2 separate regions of the Homo sapiens genome follow, and region 2 is linked to region 1. Evidence: chromatin contacts called from ENCODE Hi-C data. All regions are on one chromosome and are shown on one strand. The core of a region is the stretch at or near the end of the contact, and the rest is flanking DNA. Distances in the headings are between cores, read along the strand shown. Region 1 holds the start of LINC02268 (long intergenic non-protein coding RNA 2268). Region 2 has its middle 27 kb from the start of MIR4276.

What was found. Hi-C counts contacts between places; a loop is a spot of excess contacts on that map. Pooled maps may share reads with other maps.
Region 2: a loop to region 1 is called in a map of sigmoid colon, with 2.7 times the contacts of the local background. The contact joins the enhancer-like site here to the promoter of LINC02268 in region 1. A Hi-C loop is called at or near these places in 1 of 168 maps with a recorded cell type or tissue (sigmoid colon), 1 of 37 single-sample maps with no recorded cell type and 1 of 50 pooled maps.

The regions. Positions count from the first base shown.
Region 1 is chr4:174,218,379-174,221,942 of GRCh38, forward strand. LINC02268 (long intergenic non-protein coding RNA 2268) reads right to left here and starts at 2,020. Exons shown (of 5, transcript NR_125896.1): 1 at 1,936-2,020.
Region 2 is chr4:174,448,932-174,452,983 of GRCh38, forward strand. No RefSeq gene overlaps it. Among named protein-coding and RNA genes, the nearest start is that of MIR4276, 27 kb to the left of the region's middle. Within about 2 kb of position 1,665, at least 2 of the 41 ENCODE cell types and tissues checked have a DNase peak (open chromatin) inside an H3K27ac peak, as active enhancers do.

The sequences.
Region 1 (3,564 bases), core at 770-3,269:
CCTTGAAACCGAACGGGGCGTAACGTGCCATTCCTCTCCAGCTCCCGAGCCCCACTCCCACCCTTGCCGTTGAAACTGTGAAAAAGCCGCCAAAGTTTGGGCACCCAGCCTGGCAGTCGGAAGACAGTGAGATAAAGAATGCGATAGTAAGTCCTTAAGTGCTTCCTAGAGATAAGGTCCCGGAATCCTGGAAAAATTCAGTCTGGCCTCCCTACTTCAGCAAGTCGCCTCCTGCTTCTGTCAGCCCCCTCCCCACACACACCTGGAGGGAGAGGCGGTGGCCACAGGGGTAGCTGGGGCAGACCCTCCGCTCCTCCACTCCCGGTGGCCAGGGGTCCTAAGGCCACGCGGCTGGCTTTCTTCTCTGGGAATCAGGAGATGATAATGAGAAAATCCCTCAACCATTGGCGCGACGAAACTCAAAAATGGACAGCCCTCCCTTATTCATAAATATTACTTCAAATATGTTAAAGACGTTAAGTAATTTTTAGTCTCTTTAGAATTTCCAACGCTATAGTTTATTATGACAGATAAGGTTTGATTTGTGCTAGTCGCGTGCCAGGACACTGAAGGTGAAAAGAAGGAAAACAAGAAAGAGTTTCTAAAAGAATACACGTAACATTTAAGATAACTACATACAAAGTGCTCACTTAATTTCTCTTAAAACAGTTACAATGAATAAATTACATTTCCAACTTAATAAAATTTAATTCTCTTAGTCGTTTGTACAATTGATGGCCTTTGGTTATAAAATTTTACTTTTTGGAGAAATATTGCCCCTCTGTCAAATTATAGCACATGACAAATAATATAGCAAATAATAGGTTTGACTTTTAAACATACACAGTTATTTGAAACAAAATGTTTTTAACTTTCTGGCAGCATAGGCAAAACAGTAAAAGCACAGTTATATTTTAGGAATTATCTTAATACATTCCCCTCTATGATATCAGAACTTACTCCTGATTGAACCAAGGAAGAACAGCTAACTCTTCGGATAAAACAATTTTTTCTCCTTCATTCCCAGGCATGGTTTGGAAAGCAATAAATGCATATTTGCAAGAAGTCATGAAAAATCAAGATTAAAAATACTGTATAATCTTCCTGGTAAAACATATATACATTTTATATCTGACCATATGAAACTGTCATCTATAAGTATTACATTTTAATGAAGCATAACTCCTCATGATATATTTATTTCATAACAAATGGCAAAGGTAATATTACTTATCTTCAAGTATTTTTTCTTTTAAAAGCTCCTCCCACCAAATGAGAGACCTCTATTTAAACAGCAACTTCTATTGAAATATATGATCTGAAGGAATTCGCTATTTGAAAGTCTTTTGACAGCTTTACAGATTATATCTGTTGAGTTTTTTCTCTCTCTCTTATTTCCACAATTTACATGTGTGAATATATGGGTAACCCTCACTAACTTTTCAACATCAGTCACGCACATTAGGTAGAAAAAATTAATTTTGAAACTATTCTTTGTTTTTAAAATGATATATGTCATTACTGTTAGGTGAGTAAGCTAAGTGTGTTTTTTTGGAAGGGGAAGGTAGGTTAATCACAATGATAGAGCAAATATAAATAGTATTATGTTGTTGGTGTTAAAAGGCAAAACCTCTTAGTCTGTGAAGATCACCTACTTACCTTCTCTCCATTAAAAAAAGAGTTGAACTTTTTGGCTCCCTGTATAATGTGTGTTCTCCATAGATTTTATACTAAATATTAATATTAAGATTATAGAGCTAACCTTTTTCTAATGTCAAAGAGCTTTTGAACAATACAGGCACAAGAGAGAAAAGACACCTACCTCATACATTCACATCCCAAATTTCCTATCTCCAATGCAACAGGAATAATCTTTTTATTCCATTAAAATGGTCACTAACCTTATAATAATAAAGGCATGTTTTAATCTCTTACCTGAAGGAGTCTTATCAATGTAACAAGAACTGAAATTGTGACTGGTCCTTGTTGTCGTTTACAGTACAGAGATCTGTACTGTATTGCCTTTGTGGAGGGCTGAAGTAACAACATATGACTACTGCCTCCTGAGACCCTTATGAAAATAAGATATATAGCTGGTTCAAATAAATGTTTTAGGCCTTGACCCAGGAATATAATTGAGAAAAACAAATTATTTCACATACACTAAAACATAATTAAAATGTTATTCTAAGCTTTGCTTTTGTGTGTTATGTTGTATGTGCATACTAATGTTATCCTCAATCATAAAGCTATGTAAGAAATGATTGTACTTTTAAAAATGTTACGTAAACATCTTTTTTCCTAAAAGTGGCAAAAATTACCTTAGAAAGCAGTTACAGTGCAACTTTCACTTTTAAAGGTTTTCAAGATTGAATATTTTAATTCATAACATATTTCTCATTGTTAAAATTCTTTGGCTTCCTCATATCTGGCATTTAAAATTTTTCAGTTGTTTTGTAGACTATGTATGTAAGGTTGCATTTTTCACTGTCAACATAAAGTTATTGTTTGCTTTGGATTTAATATGTATTTGGATATGTATGCATATTTGTTTAAAACTATGAACTCTGGGGAGGGTTTTAATTCTATGCAACATAAGTCAGTTTTATATAATGAATATATACAACTTCAGCTAATAAAAAGTAAGATTTTAATCTTGACAATATATTCCTAAAATGCATTAAGATATTGTCAATCTAAAATGAGCTTGATTTGAGAACAAAAAGAATAAGTTCTTTTAATGAACTAGTGGTATATTGTTATATGTATATATGTTTTGCTGATTTTAGCAAGAAAATGGAAAATAATCCATAAGAAAATGGAAAATAATCCTCCTGCAAAAGAAACCTGAAGTGGATTACCTAATAAATTGTTTTCAGCCTGAATTTTAAGGTATCACGACATAGTCATGTTTGTTTTTTAAAATATCATTTTCAAAAATCAAAGACATTAATGGTATTCTCTATTTCAAAACTATGATCATTATTCTGCTTTTTGCCACCAATATTTATGCTAGGAGAAACATGTTTAAGAGTCATCAACACCTTGGGCTCATTGACCATACGAATGAGTCACATGGTCAAAATGAATAAAATGTTATTTAGAAAAAGGAAAAATATATATATATATTTATACATATGCATAGGTATTCTTTTTAAATGAATAAAAGGGCTTCATAATTTGGGACAGCAGAAAAAGGGAGTAGCAAGCATCACAGCCCAAAGCAAGAATGAAAGTAGCAATGGTGTCTAGACAAAGGAGCAAGGATATTTGCTTTTACAGTTAGTTTTATTTGGGATATCTTGGAAGAAAGAAGGGTAGGCTCTCAATGGCTAAATTAAATTATCTGGATGATTTGTCTACACAGAGCAATAATGACATCTCTTTTTGTTGTTGTTTGCTTTTGTTTTGTTTTTTGTTTGTTTGTTTGGAGACAGAGTCTCACTCTGTTGACCAGACTGGAGTTGCCCGGGCTGGAGTGCAGTGGCATGATCTCGGCTCACTGCAGCCTCCACTTCACGGATTCAAGAGATTCTCCTGCCTCAGCCTTCTGAGTAGCTGGGA
Region 2 (4,052 bases), core at 415-2,914, 230 kb after region 1:
GTACTGCAGCCTGGCAGATGGAGTGAGACTCTGTCTAAGAAAAAAAAAAAAAGACGTAAGTTTAAAGCATCAATTATAAAATCAGTAGCGTTTACTAATTTAACAAAAGTTTACATTCCTTGCTTTTGCATAGATTGGTTAAAAATGTTGTTAATTTTTCAACTCATGTTTAAAAAGGGATGAATTTCTGATTTTAATTTAAAATGTCTCATCATTAGATATTTTTTAGAATTTAAGTTGTGTAACTAATATTTGTCACTTTGATTTGCCATGTATATAATTCAATCCTCTAGATATTACGCAAATGCATCCAAAACTTGGTGATAAAGCACTGCTCTCCATAACCAATATGTTAGCCAAGGCCTTGAATTAGTATTGTTTAGAGGTATCTGTCCTACTGAGACAACTCTAACTGAAATGAAATGTTTTCTGGTGAACAACTTTCCAGACTTAAGTCATCTGTGCACTCTGTTCAGCTCATCACAGTAATTTAAAGGACTTGGCATTAGGAAAATGATTGTAAAACTTCAAAGTCATGTACTAAAACTTTTTCTAGCAGCCACATTAATGGCAATATCTCCATGAGTGAACATTTAGTTTATCCCACCTGCCAAATATATAAATGTTTACATCTTTCAAAATGGTAGAATGTGTAGGTTAAATAAATTTTAAAATCTTCTTCACCTTGTAGCAATATCACTGACCCAGCACTGGGGAGGGGTCACTCTTCCAGGTGAAAGATGTTCTTGAGCTGTCTCTCACTATTCCATTGCTCAGGGGTGGGTCTATTTCTGCCGTTTCCTGGGCTTCCATCCCTCTGGACCACTAACTGGATCATGTCGGTTTCTTAGGGATGTGGGAAGTTTGTGGGTGTGGGTATGTGGGGAAGTGAGAGGTAGCAAAATCTCCAGAAGCAATCTCATTTTGAAAAATGTATGCATTTATCAAATATATTAGGCTAAATATCTCTGAAATGTGTGACAAGTTTCAATTTCCCGAGAAGGACATTGATTCTATTCCACAGATTTTCTCTGGAAACAATAAATCAATCATCATTTTACATCATCCGTTCTGTAGAATATTTTGCTCTCATGTTCTTGTTGATAAACAAGAAACATTCCACTCCACTTAGGTCAGACAATACTTGGAGAAATGGAAATGTCCATTTCCAGCAGGGAATGTGTTGATCAGGAGAAGTTGAGCAGACAGAGAGCTCCAAGGACTTTTCAGTTTCTCAGATTCAGGTCTCTATGGCCTACTTTTATTACTTTGTCTGAAATGCAAATTCTCAGAATGCCAGGCACACCCATATTCCAGTGCAAGAATAAAAACAAAATTGAAAGCCAACTACAGTTGAGCTTTTTATTGCCTATCTCTTTGATCTTGTCCTCTCTCGTCTATCCTTCTCACTCCCAATTAACTGGAATAATCCGAAGGCTGTCTGTATTTAGTGATAAACAACTATAAAAAGGAGGTAATTCATACAATGTAGATACATTCCTAAATGACCAGAAGGCCTCTCTTCTTGCTGAATGTTCTGAACAGTATCAGGTGTTACTGATACGTTGTTTCTCAGTGGTATAGCTGACCTTTATTAAGAGAAAAAAATGCAGGGATGAATTCTCAAATCCAGCCGCTGCTGCTGTTGGGCCTGTTTTCTTTTCTCACAGAAGATTAAGGGTAGGCTTACTTGAGATTCTATGTTCTGGCAAGTCTTGTTGCTGAACTTGGCAGGAGCATTCAAATATCTTTATTAGATGCCATGAATCAAGTTCCATTGCAGAATTCATAACCTTTCAAATCTGGCTGCCTTGTTTTGTCAACCTCACAAAAAAGGTGTGGCTTCAAATAATGTTCATTTTGTGGTGTAGTGATCCAGTGATAAAGGTAAATCTTGTTCCATAGCCTATGCAGGCAATCTTCATTTAAAACACATGGATCTGTGAGTTTGAAATGTCTACAGAAGTTCCAAATATGATCCACAAGATTTTGCCAAAGAAAAGAGTTGGGCTGAAAAAGTACTAGCTTTTTTTGAAAAATGCCAATATTTTCTTTGAGCCTGATGACAGTCCGTTGGCTTTTGTTCTTTAAAGATACAAATCGCCATAGTTTTAGTGGGAAATTATGTTACTACTTTCTTGGAGCAAAGATTTGAAATTGCTCTCTCCAAATCGCTTCCAATTCCAGAAATCTGGCCTAAGGGGATCCAAAATCTTAGAGATGTACAAGACTTAGCCTGCCATTCAGGCATGGCCCCAGCTATCAAGAAAAGCTATAGACAATCAGGAGGTTTTGTAAATACCAGTGAGAAAAAAACTTAACTTGTGTATGGTATAGGCACTCTTGAACCTGAGTTTTGCTTTTGTAGCAGTACTTTAGCCTGGAGGCCCTTGGAGGTGAAAGAGTATATTCAACAGGCACATTCAGAAACCCATCTCTCTATGGAGGTGAAAGGTATTGAAAGATAGACTATCAGTTCCCTGAGATTAATAAAGGGAAGATAGCATCTTCAAGGATGGTTTTGGTGTGCACTAACATTCTGTATGACAGGCGACAGGTGACAGACTAGCATAAAAATTCTGGTCCAAATCTGAAAATCATAAAATTGCCCAAATAAATATAATTTAATGGCATTTTTGTCTATGCATGATGCAATTGTGGATATGAATGTATTAGACATCTATTGCTTTGTATAAAGTAAAACTGTTCTTTTGTGTTTATGAAAATATCCGTGGTGAGCTGGGGGCATTAGCTTTATGTAAAAAATGTTGTGTTTGGGGTATTGTATGTGGTTATTTCATAGAGAATAATTCTATGTTAGAGTAAAGACAGAAAAGCACTTGCTATTTCAGCTCCTATTTCTGATTCTGTGAAACTTTGATAATAGGTCCATGGATGTAGTGGACTAAATGATCAACGTGCATTATGTCTCTTTAAGACTCAGATTACCTAGGAATGCAGTTTTTTTCCCAGTTGTGTAATAGCAGCTGACTGAACACACAGATTAAATCCTATTACCTTCACAGTGGCTATCTATTGCTTTTAATTGTTCAGAGGCACTATGCCAGGGTAAAACCCTGTCATTTTGAGAGGTCACATTCGGAAATGGAACACCTTAGTTATGTATACTAGTGCCATTTACATGCTTAACACTCCACCTGTGTTCTCACAGCCACTGTATGCTGTAAACACTCTTTGTTTATTAAGTCTTATGATGCAAACTTAACAGAATGACTGAGAAAACAACCTGCCATTGTTTTTCTCCAGTTGCCATCCATTAAGAACATTTTGATTTGGAAATTTATCCTCTCCTTCCTATATATTTAAAGCCTCTGTTAAAAATCAAATGGACCTTGAGCAAACTTTTAAAGGTCTGGGAGGTGTTTAATTACTTGGTACTGAAACTCTGGCATTTTGTATTTTTTTTTTTTTTTTTTTGGTAATTGCTATTATACCTCCTCCTGTGGTACAGACTCCCCTTCGCAGAAATCCCCATAAATTAAACTTCTTTCCATTAGTGGAGAGATGAAGAAAGGACAGCCCTGTTTTAGTTTCCTCCATAGAATAATGCATATTTATTTTATATCGTGAGAGGCTGTTAGGTTTGGGCTCTGCTTCCAGAGGTCCAGATGGTTTAATAAAAAAAGTAGAATACATGGCATATTTTCTTTTTCTCATCGAGAAAGAAACAGCTTTATGTCAAGTTAATTTGTAAGTTACAAGTTGAAGGAAACTGCTATGTAAATAAAAAGACTGATAAAAGAGAAGAAAACAGGGCAGGTAGAGGCATCCTGCCCAGAAAAAAAAAAAAAAAAAAGCATATAATAAAAAATGACTTCTTTTAAACAAAGACTGAAATGTTTACATGATTTACCTCAGTCTGAGTTTATACATAGCTCTAGCCCCTGAAGTAATCTCAGCTCCAGTGTATTTGCAAACAGCTAGTGTCCTAAATTCTTCACTATGTAATACATTAAGAAGAACATGTTATGAGTTAAAACCAAAAGAAAAAAGAAACAGTATGAATAAGCAAGTTAAGACTATGAAGGCTT